Regions from separate parts of the Homo sapiens genome. Here region 1 is linked to region 2. Evidence: read pairs that join two places in POLR2A ChIA-PET (ENCODE). Cell type or tissue: Caco-2. All regions are shown on one strand. Each heading gives the region's core, and the rest is flanking DNA. Links, peaks and the distances in the headings are about the cores only. Region 1 holds the start of LOC124900826 (a long non-coding RNA gene). Region 2 overlaps STOX2 (storkhead box 2).

Region 1 (16,377 bases), core at 5,829-10,828, 120 kb after region 2:
ATGCCTGTAGTCCCAGCACTTTGGGAGGTTGAGGCAGGCAGATTGCTCATGCCCAGGAGCTGGAGACCATCCTGGGCAGTGTGGCGAAACCCTGTCTCTACAAAAAATACAAAAATTAGCTGGGTGTGGTGGCGTGAGTCTGTAGTCCCGGCTACCCAGGAGCTTGAAGTTCCAATGAGCTGTGATTGCACCATTGCACTCCAGCCTGAATGACAGAGCAAGACCCTGTCTCAAAAAAAAAAAAAAAAAAAAAAAAAAAAAAAAAAAAAAAAAAAGAGGAAGAAAGAAATGGAAAGATTAAGGAAATTGACCACTTATTATATTTACTATAAATTTTTCCACTTTGCTCTTTTCTTGTTTAAGAATCAATTCAACTTAAATTTGCTTAATTTTTGACACACAGAAGTTCAGAATTTTTATACTTCTTTTTGTGGTTGCTGTCATTATTTCTCAAGATTTAAAAGTTCATCTTCTCTCTCCCACCACCCATACTGGCATCCAAAGTTTTGATGAAAAACATTTTATTACCACACTTGACTTGGATAGCTGCCTTTTGCTGGGATAAGGACATTCTGCATTTGCAGGGGAGAAAATAGACAATACTTCTGTCCGCCATCATGGGCATGCCTATGTGAATGAGCTCCAGAACCTCTAGAAGTGATTCAGAGAAGAGCCTCATCAACCCTCACACTGGCTGTCCTGTGGCTCTGCTGGCCCTTCCCAGTCTTTGAGAATCCCAGCAGTGGCAGCTCTGTTATGTGTTATTGGTGCTGAGCCGGCCCTGAGAGCTGCTTTCAGCATGGCCTTTCCCTACAAAGTAAGGGGTCTGACCCTGCATGACCTAAAAGCCCTTCATTAAGTATTTGCTTAGGACATTTTATTGACTCTAAATAGCTCTCTCAACATTAAGTTGTCTGGTCCCTGCTGGACTTACTATGATCTGTGTTAATTTGTTTGCTAGATTGAATTTTCTTAGCTCAAGCTGATGAATAAAATAGGTGAGACAGTTTTCCCCAAAGACAAATAAAATCTCATCAGCCACAGAATTTTATATCTTGTGGCTCAGAAGAAGACCTGCTGCCTCTCTAACTACACTCCCCCAAATATTGTGTTCTGGCTACGCCAATGAGCTGTTTCTTGTTTTGCCAGTAGATACTTCTGATCAGGACTATTGCAAACGGTCCACAGCATGGCTCCAAGTGAGTTGTGATTCACTCTAAGGAGTGTTTTCATCTTCAGTGTGGTTTGTTTCAAAGCCGAAGCCATTTTCTAGCCCTTTTTTGGTTACATTGGTATTAAAAGTACTAAAGAACTTGTAGCATGCTGCATTAGATGTGTTTATGCAACATAGCAGAACACAATTAATTTCCCAATCTGCACAAATTCTAATATTAAAATTATGTAAAGTGTAAATGCTCCCTTTGGATTCTTAAAAGGGCCTAATATCTACTAATATTTTTCTTCTTTTATTAAATTTTTTCCTGTTTTTCATTCCTGGTTGAACATTATAATCACGTGGGAATTTTTGTTAAATATCAGCACTTGGCCCCCTCTAGGCCTTCTGAATCGGAATCTGCAGGGTGGAGCCTGGACCTCAGTACTTACAGGTAATGTCCTCCAGTAATTTTGGACAGCCAAGTTTGAGAACTAGTGACTCTAGTTCAAAAATTTTAATTCATTATGACTATCATACAATACCCATAGAGAGACAGCAATCCTCCTTAGGAGTGTATAGAGGCCATCTGATGGGAGCTTTGGGGTCATCTGAAAATAGCATGTGGGACCACTGGGGGACAGCTTGGTGGGGGATATGCCGAGGGTATGTCTGAAGCTGTTCGCAAAGCAAGCCTCCTGTTTGGACTTATTTGTATCAGTCCATTTATGCTGCTATAACAAAATACCTTAGACTGGGTAATTGATAAATAAGAGAAATGTATTGCTCACAATTCCGGAGGCTGGGAAGTCCAAGACAGAGGCATCAGCAGAGTCAGTGTCTGCAGAGAGCCTGTTCCTCATAGATGGAGACTTCTTTGTGTCCTCATATGGCAGAAGAGGGCGAGGGCGCTTGTTCAAGGCTTTCTTACGATGCAGGAGAGACCCTACATCACCCTCGTGATGCAGGGTACCACCTCGTCATCATAAGGAAGAGACCTCCTCGTCTCCTTTTCTCTGGACCTGCGCCCCTGCCCTGTCTGCCACTCTTCCACATCTGTGGGAGTGCAGGAGGTGCTTGGAGCACCCCCTCCTTCAAAGACAGGGTGGAGGCTCAGCTCCCTGCGCGTCTGCTGACATCACCCTGGGGCCAGACGTTCTAACCAGCAGAACGTCAGGGGAGAGAGGAGAGGTGGAAACAAGGTTATTTCCACTTCCCGATGCTGCTGAAAGGTAATAAAAGGCAAATCTGACTCTGAAGATGTGAGAAGGAAGGAGATGCTGAGTGGGATTCTTCCTCCTCCATATGCTAAGTCTTGGGTGTTCAGGACTCAGCTCCTTTCTGTTGTCTCTTCTAAGGTGTAGGAAAAATGACAGTACAAGTGTGTACCAGAGTTTAGTTGAAAAGTTGAACTAAGTATGGTAAAGACAGAGCTCATTCATCTTTTCTTCTCTCTGCCCGTGGCTCCACTCCCTTTAGTATATGCCTGAAGAGGGAGGCTGCTGGAACGTCAGAAAGAAACCCCTGCCCTCTGGATTTCATGTCATGCAGCCTGTCACTTCTCCAGTTCTGCTACTCTCTGCAAAACATTTTCTGCATCCAACTTCTCCAACCCATCCCTGCTCTGAGGAGCACTGTCCAAATTTAGGTGATCTTCTGACCAGAGCATCCTAACCTGTTTTGCTTTATTTACTTATTCAATCATTCATTCATTTATTCAACAGACAAGTATCAACTATTTTGTGGCAGCCTTTGTTGGGTGTTGAAGGAGACCCCCCCAAATGAAAAGATACTATCTCAGTGTTTGTTTTGTTTACAGAATAAACTTGAAAACAAACGGTTACAATATAGTGTGAGTTGTTTTGTGATAAGCAAGACAATAGCAAGAACCTGAAAGCGCACCAGCATTACAGAACATCTAAGATCCGAAGGATAAACGTTTGCTAGACAGAGTGGGCAGGACATCTGGACACAAGGCCAGCGCAAGAGAGTTGAGAATGGCACAGCCAGGGGCTCATCTGTGAAACTTGTCAGGGAGCATGGAGAGATATAGGGGAAGCCAAGCCCCAGAAATGAGTTGGAGGCAGAATTTGGAATTTCAGTTTATAGGAATGAGAGAGATAAAGGTGGCTTTGAAGCAGGTCAGCAACCTGCCGTTGCTGAGAGACAATTCTACAGGCAAGGCAAAGAGCCGACTGCAGCGGTACGTCCAATGGCCAAGAGTGAGGTCCTGAAGGAGGCAGCAGGTGAGGAGACCAGCAGGAACACGGGTCACTGAGCTTCCTGTTACCAGCCCCTCTGCGTGAAAGCAGGTTCCTTCTTTCATTGCATTACTCCTGTTTTCCCTGAAATGCTCTCTATTCATTGCCTGTTGCAACAGGAACATTTTGTCCCATAGACATGAAAATTCAATTTGCTCAGAAATGCAAGAATGTGGCCTGGCGCGGTGATTCACATCTGTAATCCCAGCCCTTTGTGAGGCCGAGACGGGTGGATCGCCTGATGTCAGGAGTTCAAGACCAGCCTAGCCAACATGGTGAAACCCCGTCTCTACTAAAATTACAAAAATTAGCCAGCCGTGGTGGCAGGCACCTGTAATCTCAGCTACTTGGGAGGCTGCCATAAGAGAATCGCTTGAACCCACAGGCGGAGGTTGCAGTGAGCCGAGACTGTACCATAGCACTACAGCCTGGGGAACAAGAGCAAAACTCCATCTCAAAAAAAGACAAAAATCAAAACAAAAATGGAAGAATGCAATGATAGTGTAAGTTCTTTGAGGACAGTAACCATATTTTTCTCTTCTGTGTATCCCCAGAATACAGTACAGTAACTGATGTGAAGGAGGAATTCCATAGATTTTTGATGAGGCCAGGCGCAGTGGGCTCACGCCTGTAATCCCAGCACTTAAGGAGGCTGAGGTGGAAGGATCCCCTGAGGCCAGAAATTCAACATCAGCCTGGGAAACATAGTGAGACCCCATCTTTACAGGAAATTTAAAAATTAGACGGGTGTGGTAGTGTGCCTGTAGTTCCAGCTACTCAGGAGGTTGAAGTGGGAGGATGGCCTGAATCCAGGAGTCGGAGGCTGCAGTGAGCTGTGATCACACTCCTGCACTCCAGCCTCTGGGCAAGTGGTAGTTTGTGGTAGTTTGTTATGGCAGCCGTGGCTTGCCAGCAACCACTAGAAGCTAGGAAGGGACAAGGCGACAGAGTGAGACCCTGACTCAAAAAAATCTTTGATGAGCTGGATTGACTCCTGAATAATTGGAAGGGTGTGTTAGCCTCCTGCGGCCGTGATAACAAACGACCACAAGCTGGGCAGCTTTAAGCCACAGAAATCAAAGTGTCACAGGGTCACGAGTCATCCGAAGGCTCGAGTGGAGACTCCCTCCTTGCACCTCCCCAGCGTCTGGTGGTTGCTGGCAAGCCTTGGTATTCCTCTGCTGGCAGCTGCACTGCTCCAGTCTGTGTCTGTCACTTCCCTGCCTTCTTCTCTGTGTCACTGAGTCCACATTTCCCTCTCCTTTAAGGACACCAGTCATTGGATGAGGTTCCACCCTAATCCACTGTGACCTCATCTTAATTGGATTATATCTGCACAAACCCTATTTCCAAATAAACTCACATTCACAAGTACCTTACCAGGGGTAAGGATGGGAACATATCTTTTGGGAGGGCCGCAGCTTAACTAACAAAGCGTGCTGTGTGTGCTCTTCTTCTGTATCTACAGGTCTGAAGCTTCTTTGGAGGGACTCCTTCCACATGGGGCAGGTTATTCCGGAAGCAGCTCCAGAACTTCAAATAATTATATTACACAGTCAGCACACCGTTTTCTAAGGGCTAGATTCATGCATTCTTTCAGTGTTTGAGGGCCTGCTGTGTGCTGATGCTGCTTCAGGATCTGGATGTGGAGAGATGAGTAAGCCAGACAGCTCTGATCAAATACAATTGTTTGTGTTTTAAACTTGCCAAGGGCATCATGGACTCTTCTGGCAATTACATGATTAAAACATAGTTTTAAGAGAAAGGAAAGTCATCATTTTTCTTTTTGCCAAGATGTAAACTAAGATGCATGACTGGGAAAATGTCATCTTATAGGATCATGCCTATGGACAAGGGCTTATGGCAAAACTGTGGAGCTCAGCTTGGAGTGCCCCGAATCTGAGCACAGCAGGATGACAAATACAGAAGCAAGGATGGGTGGTCTGTGGGAGGGGAGATGAAGGGGAGTTGCGGGATGGATTGCAGTAGTGCTGGGGGCCCTGACAGTGGATCAGGCCAGGAGTCCTCCTGAGCTGTCCTGGTGGCCCCTGGAACCACCAATGTGATGGAACTTCTCCTGGTCCAGTGAGCACCCTGGGTGGTACAGGAAAGAAACACACTGGAGCAGGCATTCCGCACTCAGGGAACCACCCCAGGACAGCTGTGTGTTTGTGCCTTCTTCCTCTTCGTGGCTTTCCTCGAAAGGTGGCATGGCCTCAGGCTGCCATCACACCCTTCTTCCCCTTGGGCCTTCTGGCCTGACACTCCGTGTGCCTCCCTGCCTGCCTCCTGCTTCTGATTTCAATCCTTGGACTCTCAACAACTCGTCTCCCTTTGTCAATATGGAGAATGTGTAACAAATGGCCTCTGTTTGGCGGAGGTGGGACGGCTGACACCTATGAATGGACCTCTGGACAGCTCCTCCTGCCAGACCAAGGCCACAGGGACCCAGACAGTGACAGCAGGCAAAGAAGCTGCATTCTGGCCCGGGACTCTTGGAGTACTCACCAGCCATGAGGGACGAAGGCTGAGATGCAACGTGAAACATGGACATAAATGTGGTTGTTTTGTATAACCCCCCAAATAACTGGGGGAGATGCTACCTCTCTCCATAGTTTTTTTACTTGGTGACACGCAGCATATATATGAGAATGAAGGAAGGATCTTGAAGATCATGGTTCCCACACAAATTACAAGCACCATCGTTAATGCGTGGTTACAGTAAAGAGTCCTATCCAGTTTCTCAACTGCCAACCCCCACCCCTCGTATGAGGACTATGAGACATCATAACCTGCAGGTAGAGTTCAGTATTCAACAAAATGAGCAGCTGTCATCCTGGCTGTCACCTGGTGAACCAGAGGCTGGTGTTTCCTACTTAAGGTATGAACAGACTTCTGCCTTTAATCATTCCTGGGCCGGGTTCTATTAATACATATCAGGCAACTATGAAAAAAATGACTGGATTTTTTTCCCCAAGCAATCAAAAGTAGTTTCATATTATTTTATATTAGTGTGTGAGAGTTACATATATTTGTATACCATTTGTTAAATCCTTAATTCTAAGACTTGAAAATGAACTACAGAAATCTGTGTCCGGTGCATTTAAGTTCAGGATTCAGGGCAAACTACTGCAAGTGGCCAACGTAAACTTTTCACTGAAAGGCTGCAGAAGAATGCAGATATACGTGATGTTGTCTGAAAGCCCTCTACAAGATGTTTTACTCTACTAGCCTTGAATTATTTTGGTGTGAGAAGCAGAGCTGCTCATCCCATGCAGAAATAGAGCGCTGAATTTGATCAATCAAATTCAGACCCTCAACTAGCCCACACGCCCAAGCGTAACCCTTGTCTTTGCAGAGCCTGGGATGTGTCACCATGAAGGCACTGTGGCCACACTGCAGTTCTCCAGGGTGAGCCTGTGGTTCATCCATAAACAACTGTTAACAGTTTCCACACCCACCAGCTTCCCATTGCTGTTGAGCCTTGTTCAGATCTTGCCTTTGCTGGATCCTTCAACAGTAGGTCTCACAGTGATGGAAGCTGCTTCTGGGCCTTGCACCTTCTAGTCCTCTGAGCCAGGAATGTGCATGGAGGTCGTATTCCCAGGGCCAATGAAGCTCCGTGGGAAGCAGGCAGGGGGCGGGGCCTCCACTTCAAGCACCACTTTATTTTCAGGGACGTTTGCTACGTTTCCCACCTCTGGCCTTTCTCCACTCTTCACACCCTCGTCTCCCCAGTAGAGGAGAAGTGATTTACCTTATTGGGGAGCTTCAGAAGGAGCCCCTTTCCTGCTTCTCTCTGAAGGGCCAGCTGTGCACACAGAGCTCACAGTGTCTCCTGCTCCTCTGTTCTCTGAGTCTCACAGGTGCAAGGCCTTGGTGGGCAACCGTGTGTAATTCAGAGGTGAGGTATTACAAACCATATTCTCCAGTATCCATCAGCTTTGTTTTAAGAAAGAGGATATTTTACTCTCCATCTGCCATACCCTGTGTCTACCTCCATGAGTTTTCAAATTAGTTAGGATGCAGGGGTGGCAATTATTAGGGTCCCTCAGACCCCGACATCCTAAAAAGAGAGAAAACAAGCTAGCTTACTGTTTTCAAGGAAACTATGAGACAGAGAAGAAAAACAGAATTATTTGCATATTTAGCATGCAATAAACTTCATGCAAAGTAAAATGTGTATGAATGCAAGGAAATAGAAATAAAGATAATTGTGAACCACAGCATTACCCAGTGCTAAAGGGAAACAAAAGTGAAGTAATTGAGGGAAAATGGGGTTAAATAAGAAGGTCAGAGTTTAGATTAAAATGTTGAAGCAGAGACTTTAAATAGTGGAAGTGGGCCAGGTGTGGTGGCTCACGCCTGTAACCCCAGAATTTCGGGAGGCCGAGGTAGGCAGATCACCTGAGGTCAGGAGGAGTTCGAGACCAGCCTGGCCAACTAAAAAGACAAAAATTATCTGGGTGGGGGGTGTGCGCCTGTAATTCCAGCTACTCAGGAGGCTGAGGCAGGAGAATTGCTTGAACCCAGGAGGCGGAGGTTGCAGTGAACCGAGATGGTGCCACTGCACTCCAGCCTGGGTAACAGAGCGAGACTCCATCTCAAAAAAAAAAAAAAAGTGGAAGTGGAGTGGGGTAGAGGGGTGGATAACAATAGGGCAGGGGGTGAGGAATGCAATAAAATGCAAGTAAAATAAATCATCATTCGCTCATTGAACAGGCTGACAGACCTACACATGCCAGGCCTGGTTAACCCTGCTGAAAGTGTTAAGTCGAGACCATGGACGCTCACTGAAGAGTTTAGAGCCAAGGAATGGCCTGGCCTGACTTGCATGTTAGAAAACCCCTTGGGTGGAAGAGAGGAGAATGACCTGAAACCTTAAGATCTCAAGGAAGCCTGATAGGAGGTCACTGCATAATGATAAGTGGAATGATAAGGTGGAACTTCTAGTTGGGGTACTGGGGAGAAGGGGCTTGTGGGGCTGTTACTGGCTTCTAGGGTGAGGCCATAAGAGTGCTCTGGGACAGCCTGGGTGAACTTGGGTGGTGAAGCTGGATAGAGACTGGACTCGGGCTGTCCCAGGGATGGTGGTGGAAATGGGGCCTCAACACAGGCTCAGCTGGAAGATGGTGCAGAATCCTAAGGTAGGGTCCTCTGCAGTGCTTCCAGGTGATGGAGCTGTTTTCAAGAACATTAGGGCTCACCTTCTATAGAAGATATTTCTCCTTGAATTTATGGGATACTCATTTTAGTGTTCCATACCGAGTATTGTGTAACCAGAAATACAAAATTTAAATTTCTGAAGTGATTTGGATTTTTGTTTTTAAATAAGTTTTGGTCAACAGAATAATTTAAACATTTCTCTAAAAAGCAGACATGCTTTGCAGCAAGTATTGCGGGGACAGCTGGATATCTACATGGAGAAGAATGAAGTCATGCTCTTTCCACACACCTAACACAAAAATTAACTCAAAGTGGATCACAGACCTAAACATAAGAGTTAAAACTTTATCACTCTTAGGAGAAATTAAGGGAGTAAATCTTCATGATAATCTGGGCTTAGGCAAAGCCTTTTTAGATATGACACAAAAAGCAGAACTGACAAAAGAGAAAACCGATGTTAGACATCATCAAAAGTTTAAACATTTTCTGCTTCAAAGGACGCCATCAAGAAAGTGAAAAGAAAGCTCACAGAAGGAGAAAAATATTTGCAAACCATATATCTAATAAAGGACTGGTATGCAGAATGTATAAAGAATGCTTACAACTCAAAAGACAAATAATCCAATTAAAAAATGAGAAAGTTCAAAGAGCTAAAAGCAGACCGACCATTGGACCCAGCAATCCCATTACTGGGTATATAACCAGAGTAAAATAAATTGTTCCACCATAAAGACACATGCATGTGAATGTTCATCGCACCACTATTCACAATAGCAAAGATGTGGAATCAACCTAAATGCCCATCAATGAGAGATTGAATAAAGAAAATCTGGTACATACACACCATGGAATACTATGCAGCCATAAAAAAGAATGAGATCATGCCTTTTGCGGGAACATGGAAGAAGCTGGAGGTTATTATTCTTAGCAAACTAACACAGGAACAGAAAACCAAATACTGCATGTTCTCATTTACAAGTGGGAGCTCAATGATGAGAACACATGGATATGAAGAGGGGAAAAACAAAACACTGGGGCTGTTTGGAGGATGGAGGGTGAGAGGAGGGAGAGGATCAAGAAAAACAACTAATGGGCACTGAGCTTAATACCTGGGTGATGAAAAAAGCTGTTCAGACCACCACCCACCACCCCTGACACGAGTTTACCTATATAGAAAACAAAACAAACAAAAAAACATGGGAAAGGATTTGAATAGAATTTCTCCAGCAAAGATAGACAAATGCCAATAAGCACATGAGAAGATGCTCAACCTGACTCATTACTGGGAAACTGCAAACAAACCCACCGTGAAATATCACTTCACACTCACTAGGATGGTTGTCATTAAGGACAGCTAGTACCAAATGTTGGCAAGGATGTAGAGAAATTCGAACTCTCCTACACTGTTTGTGGGAATGCAAAATGGGGCAGCCAAGTTGGAAAATAGTCTGATAGTTCCTCAAAAGTTTAGCATAAAGTTACCATCTGACCCAGAAGTTCCACTCCTAGTGACAGACCCAAGAGAAATGAAAACGGGTCCACAAAAATGTGTTCATGAATGAAACACATGATGAAAATCAAAAAAGTGAGAAAAACTAATGTCTGTCCATAGGTGAACGAACAAATAAAATGAAGTATATCCATACAATGGAATAATTCTTTGTAAATGAAAGGAATGAAGTACTGATTCATGCTATAACCTTGAAACCATTATGCTAAGTGTAAGAAGCCATCTGCAAAGGACAACATATTGTGTTATTCTATGAAGTGTCCAGAACAGGCAAATCTGTAGAGCCAGAAAGCAGTTTCGTGGTTGCCTGGGGTGGTAGTGGGAGGAAATGGGGGTAACTGCTAGTGTACTAATGGGTTTGGAGTTTCTTTTTGGAGTGATAAAAATGTTCTAAAGTTTGTGATAGTTGCACAACTCAGTGAATACACTAAAAGCTGTTGAATTGTACACTTCAAATGGATGAATTGTATGGTGTGTGAATTCAATCTCAATAAAGCGCTATATTTTTAAAAAGTTAATATGCATAGTATATTTAAAATGTAATTCCCTCCTCCCCGCCCCCAGTTCCTTCCTTCTTTCCTTCCTTCCTTCCTTCCTCCCCCATGCTTAATTTATAAGCCTGAGATAGAATATGTTTAGATCCATGAAATAAAGCGTAATTATATTGTTAGTTGGGTAATAAGAAAAGAGAGCAAGGCAAAAGTGAAAAGTTCATTTAATTTGAGAAACTGCAGGCAGAGAGGATATCTGAGGTTTGAGCAAGTCCCCTTAATGACATTGATTCATTTTTTATTCAACACATATTTACGGGACGTGTATTAAACATTTGAGGCACTGTACTAGGTGCTACTTTATGATTTCACAGCAACATACGAGTATATTTTCCATAGCACGCACCTGAGACCAAGTTTTAAATGTTTTATAACAAGTCTGTTGAGGCTACCTCCTTCCTTTTTTCTAGCAAGTCATTTACAGTAGCTGACTTTGGTCTATCACAAATTGCTTACAAAGATAAAACCCACAATCACACTTGGAAATCTCTTGCTATTTACAGAAGTGCAAAGCACTTTCTTGGAAAATTCATAAAATAGCTGTGAGTCTTGAATAATGCCTGAGTGTGTCTTGTAGCACCGTTGGGGATCTCAGAGCCACAGGGAGTGGGATGTGGAGAAACTGAGTCTGCCTATTGTGGGTCCTCCCTCCACCACTGGGGCTGCAGATCTACTTTGGTTTAGAAGGACTGAACACTTGACCCAGCCGAGGCCCCTAGAGATATGGGCTGATGATGAAATAGCTTTCAGGAGAATTGGGTCTACAGGATCAAGTCAGAACCCACCTCTTATCAGAGCAAACCCAAGCCTTGGGTCCAGGTGACTTCAAGGTGCTATCTCAGGACCACCCCAGACCCTCTGAACCTGCATCTCTGGAGGTGGGTCAGATGAGGCTTAAAAGCCCAGGAAGTTTGCAAACTACTGTCTATGATGAACTCGGCTCTGAGGTGGACTCCCAAGGTCCCTTTAAAAGTAAAGGAAACTAGGACCTTATAAGTGAGGACTGTTGGAGGCTAAAAGGAATCCCCTGGGCCAGATCTAGTTGATGCTTAGATCCTCACAACTTAATTGAATTGGATTCCAGAGATTAGGCATATGGACAGGAAGAGTGGTCACTCATCTCATCTTTATTATTATTATTATTTTGTCTTTTTTTTTTGTTTGTTTACTTTAAGTTCGGGGATACATGTGCAGAACGTGCAGGTTTGTTACATGTGCCATGGTAGTTTGCTGCACCTATCAATCCATCATCTAGGTTTTAAGCCCTGCGTGCATTAGGTATTTGTCCTAAGGCTCTCCCTCCCCCTGCCTCCTACCACTTACCCCAACAAGGCTCGGTGTGTGCCGTTCTCCTCCCTGTGTCCATGTGTTCTCATTGTTCAACTCCCACTTATGAGTGAAAACATGCAGTATTTGGTTTTCTGTTCCTGTGTTAATTTTCTGAGAACGATGGCTTCTAGCTTCATCCGTGTCCCTGCAAAGGACATGATCTCATTCTTTTTTATGGCTGCATAGTATCACATGGTATATATGTGCCACATCTTCTTTATCCAATCTGTCATTGATGGACATGTGGGTTGGTTCTAAGTCTTTGACATTGTAAATAGTGCTGCAATAAACCTATGTGTGTATGTGTCTTTATAGTAGAATGATTTATAATCTTTTGGGTATATACCCGGTAATGGGATTGCTGGGCCAAATGGTATTTCTGGTTCTAGATCCTTGAGGAATTGCCACATTGTCTTCCACAATGGTTGAACTAATTTACAGTCCCACCATCAGTGTAAAAGCATTTTATTTCTCCACAGCCTCGCCAGCATCTATTGTTTCCTGACTTTTTAATAATCGTCCAAAAAGAGCCCGTATAGCCAAGACAATTGTAAGCAAAAAGAACAAAGCTGGAGGTATCATGCTATCTGACTTGAAACTATATTACAAGGCTACAGTAACCAAAACAGCATGGTACTGGTACCAAAACAGATATATAGACCAATGGAACAGAACAGAGACCTCAGAAATAACACTGCACATCTACAACCATCTGATCTTCAACAGAGCTGACAAAAACATGCCATGGGGAAAGATTCCCTACTTAATAAATTATGCTGAGAAAACTGGCTAGCCATGTGCAGAAAGCTGAAACTGGATCCCTTCCTTACACCTTATGCAAAAATTAACTCAAGATAGATTAAAGACTTAAAGGTAAAACCAAAACCATAAAAACCCTAGAAGAAAACCCAGGCAATACCATTCAGGACATAGGCATGGGCAAAAACCTCATGACTAAAACACCAAAAGCAATGGCAACAAAACCTAAAATTGACAAATGAGATCTAATTAAACTAAAGAGCTTCTGCACAGCAAAAGAAATTATCATCAGAGTGAACAGGCAACCTACAGAATGGAAGAAAATTTCTACAATCTACCTATCTGACAAAGGTCTAATATCAGAATCTACAAGGAACGTAAACAAATTTACAAGAAAAAACAACACCATCAAAAACTGGGCAAAGGATATGAACAGACACTTCTCAAAAGAAGACACTTATGAAGCCAAGAAGCATATGAAAAAAAGTTCATTATCACTGTTCATTAGAGAACTGCAAATCAAAACCGCAATGAGATACCATCTCATGCCAGTCAGAATGGCGATTATTAAAAAGTCATCTCATCTTTAATCTGAGGCTCATTCCTTTCATTTGTCCTCGGTAGACCAACCCAATTATCTTTGTCCTGGAATCAGCCGTGAAGTTGAAAAGTAATCCAGGAGACAAAGTGTCTATACATATTCCTAGCAGATTTTAGTCCTATGGAAAAAAATACATTTAGAGAAAGTGGAATTTTCCTAAGGAGAACAATGTAATTTTAAAACAAAAATAAAAGGGAACAAATTTTCACCAAATAATTAAGCCATAAAAAATATATGCATTATTTAAGTAAAAAGCTTTATTTTTTTCCCTCAGTGTCTGAATCTTCTTTATTGTTTACCAGGATTCATGATTCCTTTTGTAACTTGTTCTCAGTCATTTATTCAGTTGAGTAATTACACTTTGTCAGACAAATATCTAAAGTTTTATTATGTAACTTGCAGATTTTCAGGACGAGTGAAGGAGGAAAATGGCAGAAGAGTTCAGGAAAGACAAAAATGCAAGACTGTGTCTAAGTTTATGCCTCTCTTGAGTTTGATGATCCAATTTTAATTTAATCATTTGAGTATCTCTTAGGGATTCTTCCTCCACAGTGGAGGAAAGTGGGCTCTACTGAATTCATTGGAACACCGTCCTTTAAGGAGAAAGAAACTTTGAACAATAGACGTCTTTTTCAACAACTACTGCCAATGTTTTGAAAGTTGTCATTTGTTTTCAGCTAGATAACAAAGGCTGAAGAGTTGCCTTCTTTCCAATTGATCCGATGGTTTACTGGCGCTTTTAAAACACATTACATAAATCTTTAGAAATCTTTTGTGAAGGTAAATTCAGTATTTTTAAGCAGTGATCCTTTGCTCTCATGATTCATGGCATGGAGACAGCACCCAGCTTTCCTGAATCAAGGTGAACGTTGATATTCAGTTTTCAAGGTAACACACCATATAAGGCCTCCATCGTCCTGAGGAGACCTGATATATTGCCTTTTCCTGACAAAAAGTCTCACTTGCAGATGTACCTCAATTAGTGCAAACTTTTTTTTTCTTTCTATTTTTTGGGGGGGGTGGAGGATGGGGTCTTGCTCTGTTGCCCAGGCTGGAGTGCAGTGGTGTGATCAAAGCTCACTGCAGCCTTGACCTCCTGGGCTCAAATGATTCTCCTGCCTCAGCCTCCCAAGTAGCTGAGACCACAGGCATGTGCCACCATGCCTGGCTAATTTTTTAAAAATCTTTTATGTTTTGTAGAGATGGGGGTCGCCCTGTGTTGCCCAAGTTAGTCTGGAACTCCTGGCCTCAAGGGTTCGTTTGTCCCTCCTTGGCCTCCGAAAGTGTTGGGATTATAGGTGTGAGCCACCATGCCCAGCCCAAACTCATTTTTTAATGCAGTGATAGTGTATGCAAGTATATATATGTATATAGATATAAATGATCATGTAAAAAGGAGTTATTTCTTGTGTTACAATTTCTCCTATAGCAAACACAGATGACTAAGCTAAAAATATTTCAACTCAGGCTCAGTGGCTCTTCTCAAAGGTATCAAAAGAACTTAGGTCTCAAAGGTGGTACTTTGGCCAAACTGTTTCCTAATCAAACGACCAGTTAGTTGGTCAGTGACTGGGACTCTGCTCCATCATGCTCTCTCCATTCTCCACCCAGCACCATTTTCTTTGGAATTCTATGCCACTCAAAGACTGTTGTTGAGCAAGCCATGCTGCAGGGGTACTGGTGTCCAGGATTAAGGCTTAGTGCATCACCTCTCTGAGCAACCCACCGAGATCCTTGCTGATGCCTCCACATTCTCATCAGTGAGCCAGCCCTTTCCCAGGCTATAATGTCATGTCAGGGATTGCTCTTGTCTGCACCCTATATTGGGAGCCACAGAGTGGCATGTCTGAGGAAGCCTTTGCACAGGTGAACGGACAGGGAAGGCAGGCAGGCCATCCATTTGTCCATCAATATGCAGGGCCTGCTATGTGCCGGGCTTCATGCCACGATACACTATGTGTGATAAGTCTCACAGAAGCCCATGTCCATCAGAAGCTTTTCTGCTCCTCAAGGCAAGAGAGAAATTTTCGTGCACTCAGACTTTGGGAGGGCACTCATGTCTTTCACCTTGTTCTATGAGTTCTCCAATCCTTAGTGATTTATTTATTTTTTGATTGATTGGTGATCCATGCTAAGTTACGTCCTTTCTGGAGCTCAGTATAAGATGAAAAAATTCCATGAGCTGGGTCAGAAATAGACAGTAGCTTTTGCTTTCATGTAGACCTCCTTTTATCAGGGATGGAAGGAACAGTACAGGATTGTGGCCACAGACACTGAGGATGGCTCCTGGGTGTGGACAGGGCACAGACAAGGGCCTGGTCTGAGGGGGTCCTTTGTGCAAGGTGGGACAGAGAGGGGCCCAGAGCCACGTCTGTCTGCAATAACCACTCCAAGTTTGGTTGCTGCAGGAGCAGGTCCCTGCTCAGAGAGTTCATCCTGAGTAACGTGAAAAGAAAGGAGAAAATGACATATAACTGCACAAATGGAAAGCTAGGATTTTCCTACCTTCTGGAAAAACAAGGTTTGTATCTTTTTTAACAAGTAGGAACTTTTATGTATAGAATTATCCAAGAATAATGTATTTACAATGTGCATGGTCTTGATTGTGTTAATGAAGCTATTATTCACACATAAAATGAAAATCATCTGGCTTTGGAGGCCCACTTTGCTGATGGTGTTTTTTTCTGAGACAAGCAATATGATCAGTTATGCAAGCAGGAAGAGAAGAATCAGTGCCAGGGCACAGTGGCTGGGCCAGACAGGCGGGGCAGTGCTGGCGCGGCCCTTCAGCATGCACATCACCCTGGACCAGGATCCGTTGTTGGGCAGCGGGGTGATGCCCACCACATTGCACATGACATTGTAGACGTCCACCGACCTGATAGGAGCAGCTCTGAAGTTGGATTTGAAATCTGAAAGGGAAAGGCAAACAAACAAGTTGTCATGGCAGCTCCAGGGCAGAGGTGGGCTGAACGCAATAAAGAAGAATTACATTCAGGCTGCAGGTGACATTGAGATTAGGGAATCAGCTCCATCAGTGGGGTGTG
Region 2 (5,000 bases), core at 1-5,000:
TTGTCTTTTTCTTTTTGTAATTAAAAATAATCTGTTGATATTTTGAGGCTGTATGAATAGCTTGTTTTCCAACAGCCTTTGACCCTGTGGTTTTATCATGCATCAGTAATTCTTGCTTTAATCACTTGTTGCAATGGTGGTTACAAATGTGATATTCGAATTCGATAGTTTCTTCTAAAGTTATGAATTGATGTTCATTTGTTGAACGAAAATAAGCACTGTCCTTTCTAAGCACTCTATAATTTTTTGTTTGTTTTTGTGCCATAATGGACTCATGGATTTCTTTTTATTCAGTGGGTTATAGTCTTTTGCAGGCATGGTATTCTATGCTGAACTGGTTCCCGATTTGACCACAGAAATCCTTTCAATCTTGTCCCCGTGTCTTTTGAGGTGTCCTCATCAGTTTTTGAGCCTTTTCTGACACTAAATGATGTTCCATGTTCACCTATGTTTTTCCTGCCTTGGACCTATTTGTGATGATCAATTATTTCTCTAAGGCACCGTGGTTTCCTTCAGGGCGGATGGTAGAATGGTATTTAGAACCCAATATCGTGAATAAGGCACCCTGGTTTCTTTCAGGGGGGATGATAAAATGGTATTTAGAACCCAAGAGAGTGAATAAGGCACCCTGGTTTCTTTCAGGGGGGATGGTAGAATGGTATTTAGAACCCACTATCGTGAATGAGGCACCCTGGTTTCTTTCAGGGGGGATGGTAGAATGGTATTTAGAACCCAAGATCGTGAATGAGGCACCCTGGTTTCTTTCAGGGGGGATGGTAGAATGGTATTTACAACCCAAGATCGTGAATAAGGCACCCTGGTTTCTTTCAGGGGGGATGGTAGAATAGTATTTAGAACCCAAGATCATGAATAAGGCACCCTGGTTTCTTTCAGGGGGAATGGTAGAATGGTATTTACAACCCAAGATCGTGAATGCTATGGGAGCTCTTTGTACTGGGGTGGCGTTGCCTCCTGAGCTTTTCAGTGGACGGAGCTAGGAGAAATATACATATAAAATCAGGAGTTCATAGAGATATCACTGGGCTCTTTGTCTCCTCTCATGATTAATTTTCTCAGTCACACCATATATACCATATATATAAAATACCATATATATAAAATAGTAATTTTAGAATTACTATACCCATACCACCCTCTGTGGTTGGCTTTTCCTCTTGTATATATATTTATACTTTCTTCACTCCTGTAATTCAGCTACTTCTCATCCATCTGCTTTTCCAACTTCCAAAATTATTTCATGACTTATCTGCTTTCATCTTCCCTCTCATTCTCTTCTCCTTTTCTATTCCACCTACTGTCATTTTGGTGAGAGTTGGGGAGACACTGTTTGCAGTCTGCCATGTTTAACTGAAAAGCCCATCTTAGATCTTCCGTCTGTTGGTTACTTGAAGTAAGAAGACAGAGAATAAGCAGTATTTACCTTTAACACCCCAAGTAGCTCTGCTCATGATGTCTGCCTCGGTGTCCCGGGCCCGCACTCCTCCAGTATCCCTCACTGGCAATTAGAACTCTGTACGGCTTCCTTGAAGTTTCTCTTCCTAACTCTCTCAGTGGGTGGGACTCCTTTTCAGTGATATTGACGGTAGACCTGAAAATTCAGGGATGTGGGCAGTTCTGGAGAGAATAGGCCAGGCTCTCTGTGGATACATTTGCACTGTGCTTGAGGACTGAATGCTACAAATCAGACAGTCCTGGATTATTTCAGACTGAAAAAAATTAGGAGACTAACCTGGGAAGAGGCAGAAGGCACGCCAGCTCTCTCAGCATGTTTTTGATGTCTCGGTGTTCTCATTTCATTGAAATTAGTGCAGACCTCTCCCCTCAGCTGTAACACTTGGATTTTCTAAGCCACTTTGATGTCTCCTATCTCTGCTTATTTACAATGAACATAGCTTCGAATTTTCATTTTCTTTCTACTCTGTTAAATGTGTTATGTGGAAATCTGAAATCTGAAGACAAATTTTTACCTTAGAATTCTAAGAATGCCTTTGGTATCAACGCCAGTTAGGAAGGTCTAACTCAGGGCGGAAGGGGGGGTTTTCAAAAAGGTGATATTCGTGAGGCAGCCATCGCCTTCGAAACACTTTGAGAGGTTTAATTTATTTCTCATGCTTTGGTAAACAAAAGCTGGCATTTTCTTTCCATGGTTTTTCCACTGCAAGGCTGCCGTTCCTCCCCTTCCCCCGCAGTGGTGCATTTTGGTGATCAAATCTAAAACATGTGTCAGGTTTGCGGGCATGCTTTTTACCAGGAACCTCCTTTAATACTTGCCATATTGGCAGTTTTCACAAGATCTTCTCGCTGTGCTTTATTTATTTATTTATTTACTCTGCTTGCATTGTGGAATTATGGGTAGAGCTGTTTTACATCAGAATCATGTTAAATAAAAATATTGAAAGAACATTTTGACCAAGAATAATGTGAATATTTCAACATAAATATCTATGCTGAATTGGCTTCTAGATTTCAGAACAGGAAGAACATCTTCAGTGATGTTCATGATTTGGATTTGCTTTGCTGCGGAGTAGGTTTAGCGACAAATTCCATCTGGCTGGAGCTACATGCAGTCTCTCTATTGATTGGTTATATTGGGACTTCATGGGAGTGTCCTTCAATTTGCTTTTCCCAGCATTTTTAAAAGCTCCATTGGAAAAAAAAATAGAGACTAGAAAAGAAAAAAGGAACCTGCATTGTTTCAGTTTGCATCCAACATGCAAAACATAGTTCTAAATTTTTAATTAGCTAAGTGAGTGGTGAAAAGGAAAAGTAATATAACAAGCCTCCGTGAGCAGCTGGGATGTGTTGTCATGACGACAAGTTCAGCAGGCTGCCAGCAAGCATGTCAATGGGTAATATTGGGAGAGCGCTTTGAAACAGTGCCTGCTAGCCACAATGTGATTGGTCACGCCTCTGTTGTCTTTGTGTGAACCGGTGCATGCTGGGTAAGACCTAGAGTGAATGCTCAGCTTGTCTCAAGGCTGCAATGAGGTAATGCTTCTGAATCTTTGGGGATCATGAGCTCCTGCCTCCAAAAGACTGCAGTCTAGAGTGTTTTCATTCCGATTTGCGTTAATTACCGACTGTAACATGTTAGGAAGTTTTACAGCTGCCTTTATTCAATCTTTTATATGTGCATGTGTATATTATAGATAACTTAACACGTGTGTATGCTGCATAGAGAATCTCAAGCGTATTCTAAAAAAAGAGATAACCCTCCATATTAGTCATTCTGCTCAGAGTCAACATTTCATTTGATTGCTGGCATCAGTGACAATATCTATTGGTGGATAAATGATACATTAAAGTGCATTTACATTGGGTAAGCAAACTTGTTCATTTCTAGAGGATATTTTGGCATTGATTACTTTTTAAAGCCTTTTATCTATAATGAGTCGTAAGGGCCATAAAGGGGGATGTAAAGAGTGTCGGATTTGCTTGGTCAGGAGGTTTAGTTCATTTTTAGATTCCTTGAAATTGGCTGGTTTATATCCTAATATTGATATTATAGTCTTTCATTAATTGACCATAATATCTGATTGCTCCAAAACTATCTGCTGAATAATGCTCTGACAGTTTCAACTTAAAGCTGTAAAGGGAAGCTGTGTTTACAGACGCAAAGATCTGGAAATGTTTATGGTGGTTTGTGAAACAAATACATCAAGGTGCTGATGTGACAGAGACACATGAGCTACACCCCTCAGCCCTACCCCTGGTTCTCTGTGACACAGCGACTTGGATGCTCTCCAGGGTTTTGTCGGTTGGTTAGAGAATGTTTTATCACATTCATAAATAGTAACCCAATGCCCTGGAAAGGTTAAGGCAGTGTCTCCAACTAAGGTATGTGTCGCTAGGGGGGACACATACCATAGTTGAGTTGGGCTATCTGGTTCATCGTGTCACAAATGGGAAGCATGTGAGCAAGCTTTTGGACAGAGCTCACCGAGCTGTCATATTGCCACCCCAATGTATTTACCCCTCAAACAGTTCATAAAAATTTATAAGCCTTTAAAAGCATAAACAAAGAATAAAAACACATCGAACGACAAGTGATGGTTGCTGCTGCTGCTGCTGCTGCTGCTGCTGCATAGAACGGTGGACTCTGCCAGCCACCTTGCTTTATGTGAGGTCAGGCCACCGGCATGTGAGGAAGCTGGATGATCGTCAGCCCAGCTACCTCCGTTCACCAAATACAAGGCCAGCTAGCAAGAATCTGTAGCCAGCTTTGCAGCGCTTCACCCTTGCTTTATTCTTTTATATATTCATTTTTTAATGTTTTAGATTCAGCGGTACAAGTGCAGTACCCCTAAATCTTATTGTGTTACATGCGTATCTTCCACAGTGGTGACGTCTGGGCTTTTAGTGTGCCCATCACCCAGATAGTGTACACTGTACCCAGTAGGTAGTATTCTTGGCTTATTTCTACCCCTCTATATGGTTTCCGTTTATATGGCTTTGTAAAGAAAGACTTTACCAAAGATACATAAATGTGATAGCATAGCTAGGTTTTTAAATAATTGGTTCAAAATATTTGTAGCACAAAAAGGATCTTGGGTTGTGACTTTTACCAAGATGTTGATTCTATCTCCTGGCACAAATGCCAAAGCCAGACAGCTTGTGCTGAGACCACAGTTGGAGAGGCCTTTGAAGTGGGCTGGAGTCCTTTGTCTAAAACAAAGCAGGGTGCGGTGACCCCATGAAGAGAAATCCACCTGTTGATGAGACAGGCACTTTTTCTCTATAAACATTTGATTGTTCTGTTACCTTCATTTCTCTGGCAGATGGGTTAATTGTGTAGTTTCAAATTTCAAACATGCTTTTCTAATTAAACAATTTTTAGGTTCATTAATGACTCAGTTTGCATAAGATTGGATCCTCTGTAGTGCAGTTCCATTGTTATAAGCAGGATTTGTTATCTTTGTTGACTCGCAGGCTGTAAAGATTCCCTTACTTTAAAATGTAGAAATCACATTTCTTAATCG

The links. ChIA-PET counts read pairs that join two places held together with the same protein. Peaks named below come from ENCODE experiments on the same cell type or tissue, not always from the same donor. Only the 100,000 strongest peaks of a DNase experiment are listed, where the experiment ranks them.
Region 1: POLR2A ChIA-PET joins it to region 2 with 7 read pairs; 4 of 35 experiments call an interaction of 5 or more read pairs at or near these places.

The regions. Positions count from the first base shown.
Region 1 is chr4:184,075,141-184,091,517 of GRCh38, forward strand. It overlaps LOC124900826 (a long non-coding RNA gene), which reads left to right and starts at 4,269. Exons shown (of 2, transcript XR_007058415.1): 1 at 4,269-6,295. It overlaps ENPP6 (ectonucleotide pyrophosphatase/phosphodiesterase 6), which reads right to left. Exons shown (of 8, transcript NM_153343.4): 8 at 13,566-16,242. The coding sequence ends at 16,037. In Caco-2, for the core only: no CTCF peak of the experiment used is centred there; no DNase peak of the experiment used is centred there.
Region 2 is chr4:183,957,282-183,962,281 of GRCh38, forward strand. The region is part of intron 1 of STOX2 (storkhead box 2); the gene reads left to right. Among named protein-coding and RNA genes, the nearest start is that of STOX2, 54 kb to the left of the region's middle. In Caco-2, for the core only: no CTCF peak of the experiment used is centred there; a DNase peak (open chromatin) is centred at 2,930; H3K27me3 peaks cover 135 bases.